Linked DNA regions of Homo sapiens: region 1 is linked to region 2. Evidence: chromatin contacts called from ENCODE Hi-C or POLR2A ChIA-PET data. All regions are on one chromosome and are shown on one strand. The core of a region is the stretch at or near the end of the contact, and the rest is flanking DNA. Distances in the headings are between cores, read along the strand shown.

Region 1 (6,397 bases), core at 3,883-6,382, 96 kb after region 2:
TCTGCCCTACATTGCTCATCCTTGGTAGTTTGGGTGATGAGGTTTTGAGACCTGGATGCTGGAGAACAGGCAGACATGGGTGCCCGGCACGCCAGCTCCCCGAGCACCAGCTCCCCTGCCGAGCACCAGCTCCCATATGCCAGTCCCCTGAGAACCAGCTCCCTGAGCACGCCAGCCCCCCAAGGACCAGCTCCCACACACCAGCCCTCTCACCGCGGTGTGCCTGTCCCCACCTCCCAAGGGCGGAAGGAGGGGCCTCCAGGCCTCGTCTTCCTTCACTGTGCCCATGCTCAGAGATGGTGACTTCATAAGAGGCCACAGAGGCTCCGCAAGTCCCCAGGCCGTCGGCTGCCTGGCCCTGGCCTGCGTGGCAGCGCAACCTCGTTGGTAGAGTCAGGAGGCTGGGCCTCCACTAGGATGTTATACAGGCAGCATGGCTTAGGTGTCAGAGACGGGAAAGGACCTGGAAGAAAAGAACTGTTTCCTTTAGGCCCCGTGGGGTAACCAGAAGGTAAGACTAGGAGGTGTGCGATGGTGATGGGGCGGAGGAGGGGACAGCGGGAACCTGTGGAGGGGCGGGCTCAAGCCCTGGTCGTGAGCAGGATGACATTCAGATAGCTGGGAGCACGAGGAGGCCACGTGCCCATGGTGGAGGAGCCACAGCACAAAGCAAGCCACGCCATGCCACCCACGTGCTGCCATATCACATCACGCCACCCACGCCACTCACACGCCACCCATGCCACCCACACCACCTCTACCCCTCACGTCACCGACGCCACTCACATGCCACTCACATGCCATTGACACGCCACCCACGCCACTCACATGCCACCCATGCCACCCACACCACCTCTGCCCCTCACATGTCACCCACGCCACTCACATGCCACTCACATGCCATTGACACGCCACCACGCCACTTACGCCACCCACGCTACTACCCATGCCACCCATGTGCCGTCCACCACCCACGCCACCCACACCACTCACATGCCACACACAGAACCAGTGTGGAGGCTGGACAGGGGGGGCTTCTCACCTGAGAGCGTGAGGAAGCAGTGGGGAGCACCTGGCAATTCTGGAGAGCTCAGCCAAGTCACCAAAGTGCCGTGCCGCGCTAGCACGCTTTGCTGTGCGGGCATCGGTTGTGTCACACACTGGGCCGTGTGGTGGCCTTGCGTGGTGAGGGAGCAGGAGGCAGGCTCAGGACACACCACAAGAGCAAATGTCAGAGCTGGGACCCAGGGGCAGCACCCTCCAGTAGCAGCACCCAGATCCCGCCTCTCTCCAGCCCCGGGGAGGCTGAGCCGGGGTCCCCAGCTGGGAGTGCCCCCAGGCGCCTGGCCCTGGCAGGCATGAAGCCGTTCAGGAGGAGGGCAGGGCCAGCATAGGCCCCACAATGTCCCCACAGTTTTTACAGTGAGAAGTGGCCTTAGAGGTCAAGTCCAGGAGCGGCCTGCAGGGCGGCCTCTGCACGCAGTACTGGGCATCGGCGCTGCTGCGGAGCTCGGAGAGACCTGAGGCCGGGCCCACAGATGCTCACTGCTCGGTAGGGGCATTCTGGGGCCTCAGGGCTGGGTCTGCCTGGCATTTGGGGAGTCTGTTATTCAGACATGGAAAGGGAACGACTCTCCCAGGAAGGGATTTTTTTTTTTCCTTATCACGAGAAAGGCAGTGACCCAGGCGTGGGGCAGGAAGGACAACCTGGCTTCATCATCACAGGCGGCCACGGAGGAGCTCAGACTCAGGCCCACAGCACCTCAGCTACTCTGGAGATTAAGGAGTGGAGAAGCCTCAGCCAGGGCTCGGGGCTTGGGGCAGTGCCCTGGCTCTCCAGGTGCGCTAAGCAAACAGATCATGCCAGGCTTTTTCCCTGATGGCGGCTCGAGTCGGAAGCCAGAGTGTAGAACAGTAGCGGAGCCCGCCCAGCTGTTCCTAAGCAAGGCCTAGGCCCCACTGCAGGGTCACACGGAAGGCTCACATGCCGCAGCCCTGGCCCCCACACCTGCAGCTCGGGCACCCCTGGGGACAGCCGTGGTGGTCAATCTGCTCACTTCAAAGAGGGGGAGCCAAGGCCAGAGAAGTCAAGTGACCTGCCAGGACCCCAGCTCTGCAGCCCAAAGAGTCCAGGACTGAAGCAAAAGCAGGGAGAGGGGAGGACAATGCAGCCCCAGCCCCTTGTGCCTGACGTCACACCAGGCTGGCACCAGGCCTCCAACCCCAGCCGGGTTCCTCAGCCTCCCCTAGCAGTGGCGAGCACGGCATTGTTTACCGGGGGCTGTGGACTTTTCTGTGGGTGCACCTGCAGCGTTCGTCTGTCTGAGAGCAGACTGCTGTCCTCCGTGGGGCCAGTGCCTCTGCCCTCCTGGCACACGGCCACAGTGCCTCCCTCCGGAAGAATGGCCTGGGAGTCAAAGCTGCAAGTTTTAGTTGTCTCCTCATGTACAAGGATTTCTCCGGCAGAGGAAGACACAGTGAGAGAATCAGGTGGCACGCCGGTAATGCCTGTGTTGAAAGACCTGCTCGTGAATGAGCTCTGCCCCTATAATACTTCTGTTCTATCACAGCCGAAAAGCTCACCCGACTGCTGCCCACAGAGACTTCAGATACCTTGGCAAAAACAAGACATCCTTTCCTTTTCCCGACCGCAGCTCTTGGATGGAGGCGCAGAGGCCTAGTGCTTCTGAGTGGAGCCATGCCTGGCGCCAGCCTGGCTCTCCCGTGTCAGCTCCGCCTAAAGCGGCTCCCAGGCCTCTGTGCCTCAGCGAAAAGGGCTTCCCTGTGTATTTGCAACTGCACGGCCTGTTTCCTTGCCCTAAAATTTGTTAAAATCTTCAAGATGTGAACAAGCTTTTTTCCTCTTAAAAAAATGACATATTTAGAAGTAGGCTGTGGGTCCCTGGGATGCTGGTTCCCCCAAGTATTTTTCTCTAATAGAAATCTTTGGTTTTGTTTTTAAAAGGAATTCTCCATTCACGTACTGTTCTGAATGGTAGCCATGTTTGCTTTAAGATAAAAGAACACCCCGCCTGCAAACCTGAGTGGGGCTGGCACTCCTGGGTGGGGGAACGTTGACCCTGTGGCTTCCTGTGGCCCTGGAGAAAACTCAGGCTTGCTGTTATCACAGGGGTACCCATGAGTGACTTTTGGATTTTGGGAAATGCAAAGCATGTAGATAAGAAGTTGGTCCCTAGATATGTGTGAGTCCCAAAGGCCCACTGGGTGGGGCGCTGGTGAATTGAGCTGAAAGTAGCAGAATCTGCCTTGAGCTGACCTAGGTGGGAAGCCCCAGGGGTCAGCTCCTCTACGCTGGCCTTTGCTTGGCTTGGCGGAGGCGCGCAAGGCCCCTGACTATATCTGTTCCTCCTCTGGGCCACCCTCTAGGTTGCTTTCCACTGCAGGCCTGTCTCCTTGAGGTGACATCGTGGCTGCCTCTGCACCAGCCATCACAACTTGATACAGATAAGTCTGATGTCAGGAAAAGGGAGTTTTTTTTGTTTTGTTTTGTTTTTCTGGAGACAGGGTCTCCCTCTGTCACTAAGGCTTAAGTGCAGTGGCGCAATCGTGGCTCACTGCAGCCTTGAACTCCTGTGTTCAGGTGATCCTCCTGCCTCCGAAAGTGCTGGAATTACAGGCGTGAGCCACCATGCCTGGACAGGAAAAGGGAAATTTCTTTTTGCAACCTTTTGTCAGGGGCTGAAACCTTTCTGGAAGCTCCAAAAGACTCCTTTCTCTCTCTCATTAACTATCTCTAAGGCAGTCATTAGGACGCATCCCATGAAACCAGATGACTTCTGCATAGCCATTGCCTTCTATACCTCAGGCAGGTTCTTGTTAGAAGAAGTGCCAGGCAGAGGTTGTGTGGGCAGCCAGTCATATTTGCATATTTTGGGGTGACTGTGCAGACAGTGCTGGACCAAGGAAGTTGTCTGGGTCCTCGCTGCAGAGGGAGGAGGAAGCAGCTCACACGCTTGCTGTTGTCTGGTGGGAGGGCTGCATTTCTCCTCTCTCCCCCACTTTCTCTCTCTCTCTCTCTCTCACACACACACAGACACACACACACACACACACACACTCACACTCACTGTTGGGTTTCTTGGGCTGCTAACAGGATTAAATGAATGTCTTGGTTCCATGATGTGCATGTTACGCTAGAGAGCTAAGTTAGTTAACATCGCTCATTGGGATAGAAGGAACGTACTGAGGAACGTACTGAGGATTAGAAGTCAGAATTCTTGAATCTGCAAATCTTTTTTTTTTTTTTTTTTTTTTTTTGAGACAGAGTCTTGCTCTTGTTGCCCAGGCTGGAGTGCTCACTGTAACCTCTGCCTCCCGAGTTCAAGCGATTCTCCTGCCTCAGCCTCCTGAGAAGCTGGGATTACAGGCATGCTAATTTTTTGTATTTTTAATAGAGACAGGGTTTCACCATGTTGGCCAGGCTGGTCTCAAACTCCTGACCTCAGGTGATCCACCAGCCTCGGCCTCCCACAGTGCTGGGATTACAGGTGTGAGCCACCGTGCCCGGCCTGCAAATCTTCTATTTTGTTCAGACACTAACTCCAGCCCTATAAATAGTCATCCAATACTTCCAGTAAATGGTGCGCCTCATATTGATCTGCCTGGTTGCCTTACCGTGTTTGTTACATTGCTGTGTAACGAGTTACCCACAAACTTAGCAGCGAAAACAGCAGACATCTATTATCTCACACAGCTGCGGAGGGTCAGGAATCCAGGAGTGGCTTAGCGGGCGATTCTGGGTGTCACGTGGAGTCACATGGGGTCAATGTGTTGGCCGGGGATGCAGTCACCTGAAGCCTTGTGGGGGGAAGGAGGGGCTCCCCCAGGCCTGGGAAGGCTGCGGCTGCCCCATCACGCTCTCTCCTCCACCAGGTTCACAGGTTCACAGAAGTAAAGGCTGAGCATGTCAGGACTGAGCTGAGCGGTTCCCACCTCTCAGTCCACAGTTTCCCACAGAGCACGCAGGGGCCGCACCAGGGCTGGGACGGGGCTGCGACCAGGCTAGGGGAGCATCCTGGGCAAACCCTGCTGGGGACAGGTTCGTTGTGTCTGATGCCGTGGGAGATGCACGAGCAGTGACTTTCACTTTATCCCACTGTGGCCCCGTGACCCTGAGCGAGAATGCACTGGCCGGGCCTCCAGGGGGCGCTCCCTTAGGAACACCCCATCCCCGTCCCCGTGTGCTGTCGAGGGCCTCTAGCGGGCGCTCCCTTGATAACACCCCACCCCCGTCGCTGTTGTTGTCGGGGGCCTCCCGCGCCCCAGGAGGTTTCCCAGGGCGATGCTCTGGTCCCTGGGTCCTTTGATCTCATCTCCCTAGTTTAGCCTTTGAACTCCATTTCAGATTGAGAGGTTTCAGGCTGGAGTGACATGGAGGGACGTGCCTGACTTCTGGAGGATAAGAGGCGGCCCACCCCACAGCTCTTCCAGCGTGGGAGCTCTGAACATGGGACCCGGAGCACCACCGTTTAGCAAACCTTGCTGCAGTTTGGAGAGAGTGTCGCGGGCGCCTGGCCTGTCCGGCAGGCTGGGTGGCTGTTCTCTGTTGAGCCCACAGCCATGCCCCACATGCAGGACGTTTGCCTATCACTTGGAGGCCTTTCAGGGATCTTGCTAGCCCACGGCTGAGCACAGGGTAGACCTCACCAACTCACCCACAACCTGGCCCCTTGACACACTGGTGCTGTGAGGAGGAAGATGTGGGCACTCTTAGGTCCCTGGTCCTAGGGGTCTGTGCTGGGGTGGGGCTCGTTGACCTGCATCCTGGCTGGCCCTGTGACTCTGCCTGTTTACAGTGAGCAGCTCCTGGCCAAAAGCTGCTTATTGGATTAGCCGGTGCCCCGACGGCAGAGCCCGCAGCTGTGCGCAGGAGGACGAACCTGTGTGTATGTCCTGCTTCAGCGCGCTCCTGGGGTCCCTTGAGTTGGTCTCTGTGACTAGAAGGACAGTGCTGGCCACGCAGGTGGCACCCTGGGGGTGCCCAGCACCCACTTCCTGCTGAGCAGATGCTCTGGGTGGCAACGGCCCCTGCCAAGCCTGGGCAGCTCAGGCCAGGTCCTAATCCCTCCGCTTGAGCTCGGCTCCTCACCCTTTGGCCAGGCTGACACCTGCTCCCCGCAGGTCCTTCTCGCCGGCTTCAGGCAGCACAGGACCGAGGGCTGAAGATGCTGAGCAGCTACCCGGCCTGCCTCTTCTCAGGGATCTGTGTGGCCCTGCTGGCGGTGGCTTTGGCCTATTACTTCTACTGGTGAGTGAGGCCGGGGCCCGGGGGCCTGGGCAGTCCTGGGGGCCTTTACTGTGTGCTCCCCTCCTCTTCCAGCCCTGGACCGTTCTCTGCATGTCAACAAACCCTGCCTAGCCCTTTGCAGGGGAACTC
Region 2 (6,664 bases), core at 487-2,986:
AGTCCAATCTGTCTATTTTTTTTCTTTGGTTGCGTGTGCTTTTGGTGTCATATCTAAGAAGCCATTGCCTAATCCAGCGTCACCGAGATTTATGCCTGTGTTTTCTTCTAAAAGTCTCATAGTTTTAGTCTTATACTTAGGTCTTTGATTTAAGCTAAATATTGTACATGGTGTGAGATAAGGGTCTAACTTTATTATTTTGGATGTGGCTATTAAGCTGTCCCAGCACCATCTGTTGAAAAGACTATTCTTTCCTGATTGAGTGTATTTATTTATTTATTTATTTATTTATATATTTTTGAGGCAGAGTCTTGTTCTGTTGCCCAGGCTGGAGTGCAGTGGCACGATCTTGGCTCACTGCAAGCTCCGCCTCCCTGGTTCACGCCATTCTCCTGCCTCAGCCTCCCGAGTAGCTGGGACTACACGTGCCCGCCACCATGCCTGGCTAATTTTTTGTATTTTCAGTAGAGACGGGGTTTCCCCTTGTTAGCCAGGATGGTCTCGATATCCTGACCTCGTGATCCACCCACCTCGGCCTCCCAAAGTGCTGGGATTACACGTGTGAGCCACCGCGCCCGCCCCAATTGAGTGTTTTTGGAATGCTGTTTTGAAAATCGATTGACCATGTATGTAAGGGTTTATTCTTGAACTCTTCATTCTACCTCATTGATCTCTATGTCCATCCTTATGCCCAGTCCCCCAACTTTCTTCTTTTTCAAGACTGGTTATTCTGGATCTTTTGTATTTTCATATAAAATTTAAGGCAAGCTTTTCAATTTTTTTTTTTTTTTTTTTTAAAAGCAGCTGGGATTTTGATAGGAATTGAGTTGAATCTGCAGATCAACCTGGAAAGTATTGCCATCTTAGTAAGTATTCCCATCAATACTTAGGAAAGTATTGCCATCAATAGTAAGTCTTCTGATCTATAAACATGGGATATGTTTCCATTGACTTAGGTCTTTAAAAATGTTCTTTCAGGCCGGGCATGTTGGCTCATGCCTGTAATCCCAGCACTTTAGGAGGCCGAGGTGAGCAGATCACTTGAGGTCAGGAGTTTGAGACCAGCCTGGCTAACATGGTGAAACCCCATCTCTACTAAAAATACAAAAAATAGCCAGGTGTGGTGGCAAATGCCTGTAATCCCAGCTACATGGAAGGCTGAGGCAGGAGAATTGCTTGAACCCGGGAGGTGGAATCTGCAGTGAGCCGAGATTGCGCCACTGCACTTCAGCCTGGGTGACAGAGCGAGACTTTGTCTCAGGAAAAAAAAAAAAAGTTCTTTCAGTTATATTTTGTAGTTTTCAGTGTGCAGATCTTGCACATCTTTTGTTAAATTTATTCCTAAGTATTTTAATCTTTGTGATGCTATTGTGAACGGTTTCCTTAATTTGACTTTCTGATTGTTCATTACTATTTGTAGAAATGCAACATATTTTTGTATATTGATTGTGTTTCCTGCAGCCTTGCTAAATTCATTTATTCATCCTAATATTTGTTGATTTTTTTTTGTGTGTGTGTGTGTGTGTGTGTGTGTGTGTGTGATCCTTATGATTTTCCATATATAAGACCATGTCATCTGTGAATAAAGATAGTGTTACTTCCTTTTTAATCCAGATGCCTTTTATTTCTTTTCCTTGCTTGGTTGTTCTGGTTTGTCTCTAGTAGAATGTTGAACAGAAGTGGTAACAACAGAGATCCTTGTCTTATTCCTAATCTTGAGGGGAAAGCATTTAGTCTTTCATTATTAAGTATGATGTTAGCTGGATTTCATAAGTACCCGTTTTCACTTCAGGTTCACTTTCAGTTTCAGGTTGAAGAAGCTTCCTTCTATTTCTAGTTTTTTTTTGTTTTACCATGAAAGGATGTTAAATTTTGTCAAATGCTTATTTATTTATTTATTTATTTATTTTTTAAGATGGAGTTTTGCTCTTGTTGCCCAGGCTGGAGTGCAATGGCGTGATCTCAGCTCACCGCAACCTCCACCTCCTGGGTTCAAATGATTCTCCTGCCTCAGCCTCTTGAGTAGCTGGGATTACAGGCATGCGCCACCATGCCCAGCTAATTTTTTGTATTTTTAATAGAGATGGGGTTTCTCCATGTTGATCAGGCTGGTCTCGAACTCCCAACCTCAGGCGATACGCCCACCTCGGCCTCCCAAAGTGCTGGGATTACAGGCGTGAGCCACCGTGCCCGGAATTTTTTTTTTTTTTTTGAGTCGGAGCCTCACTTTGTCGCCTCCTTCTGATGCCTGTAATCTCAGGCCCTGGAGTGCAGTGGTGCGATCTCGGCTCACTGTAGCCTCCACCTCCCGGGTTCAAGTGATTCTCGTGCATCAACCTCCCAAGTAGCTGGGATTACAGGCACGCACACCACCACGCCCAACTAATTTTTGTATTTTTAGTAGAGACAGGGTTTTGCCATGTTGGCCAGGCTGGTCTCCAACTTCTGGCCTCAAGCAATTCACCCACTTTGGCCTCCTAAAGTGGAGGGATTACAGGGGTAAGCCATCGCGCCTGGCCAATTTTTAAATTTTTGGGTAGAGACAGGGTCTCACTATGTTGCCAGGCTGTTCTTGAACTCCTGGGCTCAAGCGATCCTCCAGCATCAGCCTCCCAAAGCACCGGGATTACGCTGTGAACTGCCATGCCCAGCCCTGGATTTTCATATCTTGAGTCAACTTGGCATTCTTGGAATAAATCCCACTTAGTTGTGGTGTATAATTCTTTCTGTACTTTACTGGATCTGATTTGCTAGTGTTTTGTGGAGAATTTTTGTATCTATATTCATGACAGATGCTGGTTTGTATGTTTTTTTTTTTTTTTCTTTTTTCTTGTGATGTCTTTGCTTGGATTTAGCTTCGGGATAGAACTAGCCTCCTATAATGAGTTGGGAGTGTTCTCTAATTTTCTATTTTTTGGAAAAATTTGTGGAGGATTGGTATTAATTCTTTCTTAAGTGTTTGGTAGAAATTACCAATATAGTTATCTTGGCCTTGGTTTTTTTTTTTTTTGTATGTAGTTTTTAAAAAATATTACTAATTCAATTCCTTTACTTGTTACAAATCGATTAAGATTTTCTATTATTTCTTGAGTCAATGTGGTAGTTTGTATCTTTTTAGGAATTTGTCTATTTCATCTAAGTTATATAATTTGTTGGCATACAATTATTTATCTTATTTTCTTATAATACTTTTACTTCTGTAATGTCAGTAGTAGGCCGGGTATGGTGGCTCATGCCTGTAATCTCAGCACTTTGGGAGGCCAAGGAGGGCAGATCACCTGAGGTCAGGAGTTCGAGACCAGCCTGGCCAACATAGCAAAACCCCGTCTCCACTAAAAATACAAAAATTAGCTGGGTGTGGTGGCGCACACCTGTAATCCCAGCTACTTGGGAGGCCGAGGCAGGAGAATTACTTGAACCTGGGAGGCAGAGGTTGCAGTGAGCCAAGATGGCGCCATTGCACTCCAGCCTGGGCAACAGAGCGAGACTCCGTCTCAAAAAAAAAAAAGTCATTATCAATGTCCCCCCTTTGATTCCTTATTTTAGTAACATGAATCTTCTTTCTTTTATTCTTGGTTAGTCTTACTAAAGGTTTATCAATTTTGTTGATCTTTTCAAAGGACCAACTTTCAGTTTTGTTGATTTTCTCTTGTTTTTCTATTCTTTATTTCATTCATTTCCACACTAAATTTTAATATTTCCTTCCTTCCACTTTGGGTCTAGTTCGCTCTTTTATTCCCTTGTTTCTTAAGATGAAAGTTTATGGTTTTGCTTTGAGATCTTTCTTCTTTCACAAAAATACACTTTATTTTTTGGAGCAGTTTTAGGTTCACAGCAAAATTAAGTGAAAAGCACAGAGTTCTCATATGTCCCCTCCCTCCACACTGAGCCTTCCCCACCACCAACATCCCGACCCCCAACATTTCCACCAGAGGGCTTCCTTTGCCGTAGTGGTGAACCTGCACTGGCCCAGCACCATCGTTTTTTGTTGTTGTTGTTTGGAGATGGAGTCTCGCTCTGTCTCCCAGGCTGGAGTGCAATGGCACGATCTCAGCTCACTGCAACCTCTGCCTTCCAGGTTCAAGTGATTCTCCTGCCTCAGCCTCCTGAGTAGCTGGGATTACAGGCACAAGCCACCACACCCGGCTAATTTTTGTATTTTTAGTAGAGGCCGGGTTTCCTTCCCGAAGGATGCTAAAGAAAGACCCATCCTGCAGCTCTGTCCTTACAGAAGGACATCGAGGAATTACCCACTGGGGAGCTCTGTCCTTCCCGAAGGACGCTGAAGAATTAACCTCAGGTCTTCAAGAGGGAACCCGTCTAACAACCATCGAGGAACCAAGGCCTCCCAGCAACCACGTGCGTGAGCTTGGCATGCGTCCTCCCTGTTGGGGCCTTCAGGGGACAGCAGCCCTAGCCCAGCCAACAGCCTGATGCAGCCTCACAAGAGACCCTGAGCCAGGATCTCCCACCACGCAGCTCCCCCGCTCTTGACTCACAGAGACTGCGCTGACGACGTTTGCTGGTTTCAGCTTCTCAGTTTTGGAGTAATTTGTAACACAGCAATGGGTAATAAATACAGAGGGAGGAGAGAACACAGACCTGTGGAATTACCGTACACACTTTCTGAGGGTCCCTAAGCATCAGAGATATAAATCAAAGGCCTACCGTCCACTTTCACCCAATATGAAATTGCAGTAAAAAGTGGTATAAAGAGATAAAATGCACACATCTGCCACAGGGGTTCCGAGGACAAGCTGGTGGCCAGGGGAACCGGGGAGGGAGCCTGTGTTCCTAGCTCAGGAGTGTTTTTCGAGCACACATCTCTGAACTGGATTCTGAAACATGGTGGGATGTTGAGATGCAGATGGAAAGTCTTTCCAAATGCCAAGGTCACCACAAGCCAAGGCCAACCAAGGATCAGATTGGGTATATTCTTAAGAATGGGCTGGGCGCAGTGGCTCACGCCTGTAATCCCAATGCTTTGGGGGGCCAAGGCGGGTGGATCACTTGAGTCCAGGAGTTTGAGACCAGCCTGGACAATATGGTGAAATCCCATCTCCACTAAAAATACAAAAAAATTAGTTGGATGTGGTGGCATGGCTGTAATCCCAGCTACCCAAGAGGCTGAGGTGGGAGGATCACCTAAGCTAGGGAAATAGAGGCTATAGTGAGCCGTGATTGTGCCACCGTACTCCAACCTGGGCGACAGGAGTAAAACCCTGTCTCAAAAAAAAAAAAAAAATGGCTGGTAATTTAACAAAGACATGTGCCCACTCTCTTTAAGCATTGTTTCAGCAGCCTCAACCTCCCTCGCTTAAGAGATCTTCCCAGCTCAGCCTCCTGAGAGTAGTTGGAACTATAGGCCCGGACCACCATGTCCAGCTAATTTTTTAAGTTTTTTATAGAGATGGGGTCTCGCTATGTTGCCCAGGCTGATCTTGAACTCCTGGCCTCACGTGATTCTCCTGTCTTGGCCACATCGTCGGGATTACAGGTGTGAGTCACTGCATATGGTTGGGCTAAGCCATGTTTCTTAAACTTAATTGTTTCTTTGCCACCTTTATTAATATTTTTTCTTTTGCTAGGCCCATTTTAAAGTTAAGGAATGCTTTTTAATACAAGTATCCTATATATCTTAATTTGTTTAATTTTTAAGTTGATGGGCTAGCTTTTTAAAATGTTAGTTTTGCCCTAAAGAATAATATCCATCTAACCATTCATATTTGTTCCAATAAAGATAAAATGAACCTGCCTGACGCGGTGGCACTCACCTGTAATCCAAGAGCTTTGGGAGGCCGAGGCGGGTGGATCACCTGAGGTCAGGAGTTCGAGACCAGCCTGGCCAACATGGAGAAACCCTGTCTCTACTAAAAATACAAAAATTAGCCAGGTGTGGTGGTGCACAACTATAGTCCCAGCTGCTTGGGAGGCTGAGGCAGGAGAATTGCTTGAGCCCGAGAGGCGGAGGTTGCAGTGAGCGGAGATCGCACCATTGCACTCCAGCCTGGCGGACAGAGACAGACTCCATCTCAAAATAAATAAATAAGTAAATAAATAAATATTTTAAAAGCCTGCAGATTTCAGTCCTAAACTCTCTGCCCAAGCAGTTTGACTCAGAGGGAAAATGTCGCCTCTGTTATGTTCTCTCACATTGCACGGCTTGGGCTTCCATCTGGTTCGGTTGTGTGGTCAGGAACGTACAAGTCAGTCTCTGCCGCTGTTTTCTTTCCCACCTGCAAGTTGAGAGTGCTGAGACTGCCCTCTTAGCCTTGGGGTATTAAAGAGACCAGACAGGGAAGGGGCCCAGCGCAGCGCCCAGGACAGAACATGTGCTCGGCACTTAACCGCTGCTGCTACCAGCGGGATCGTCCTTGAGAGCGGTAGAATCCAATTTAGGGACAGGATTAGACAGAGTGTGGGCTTTGACTTGCACCCTCTACAAGAGTGTGGGGAGGGGACAGAGGCCAGATGGCCCCAGGCAGGGACGATGTGGCAGCATTGCTGTGTCCCCGTGGCCTGGTCCTGCATTTGCCGCCCGCGTCCTCTCTGCCTGAATCCTGTTCCTAGTGCCTGGTCGTCCCTCAGAGCTCTGCTGCGTTCCACCTGTTCACCAGACATCCTGGGCTCCAGTTTCCATCTGCCCTTGTGCTGCTCTGTCATG

The links. Hi-C counts contacts between places; a loop is a spot of excess contacts on that map. ChIA-PET counts read pairs that join two places held with the same protein, here RNA polymerase II (POLR2A). Pooled maps may share reads with other maps.
Region 1: a pooled map shows a loop between it and region 2 (4-fold over the local background). The contact joins two enhancer-like sites. A Hi-C loop is called at or near these places in 2 of 168 maps with a recorded cell type or tissue (GM18951 and aorta), 1 of 37 single-sample maps with no recorded cell type and 7 of 50 pooled maps. POLR2A ChIA-PET finds 5 or more read pairs at or near these places in 8 of 52 experiments (GM10248, GM12878, PC-9 and 5 more).

The regions. Positions count from the first base shown.
Region 1 is chr21:43,934,064-43,940,460 of GRCh38, forward strand. The region is part of intron 2 of AGPAT3 (1-acylglycerol-3-phosphate O-acyltransferase 3); the gene reads left to right. Among named protein-coding and RNA genes, the nearest start is that of AGPAT3, 72 kb to the left of the region's middle. RefSeq lists enhancers at 92-910, 4,032-4,081, 4,360-5,260, 4,618-5,017, 5,261-6,159. Within about 2 kb of position 5,133, at least 13 of the 41 ENCODE cell types and tissues checked have a DNase peak (open chromatin) inside an H3K27ac peak, as active enhancers do; they include GM12878, where a contact is called at or near this core.
Region 2 is chr21:43,841,180-43,847,843 of GRCh38, forward strand. No RefSeq gene overlaps it. Among named protein-coding and RNA genes, the nearest start is that of AGPAT3, 21 kb to the right of the region's middle. Within about 2 kb of position 1,737, at least 3 of the 41 ENCODE cell types and tissues checked have a DNase peak (open chromatin) inside an H3K27ac peak, as active enhancers do; they include GM12878, where a contact is called at or near this core.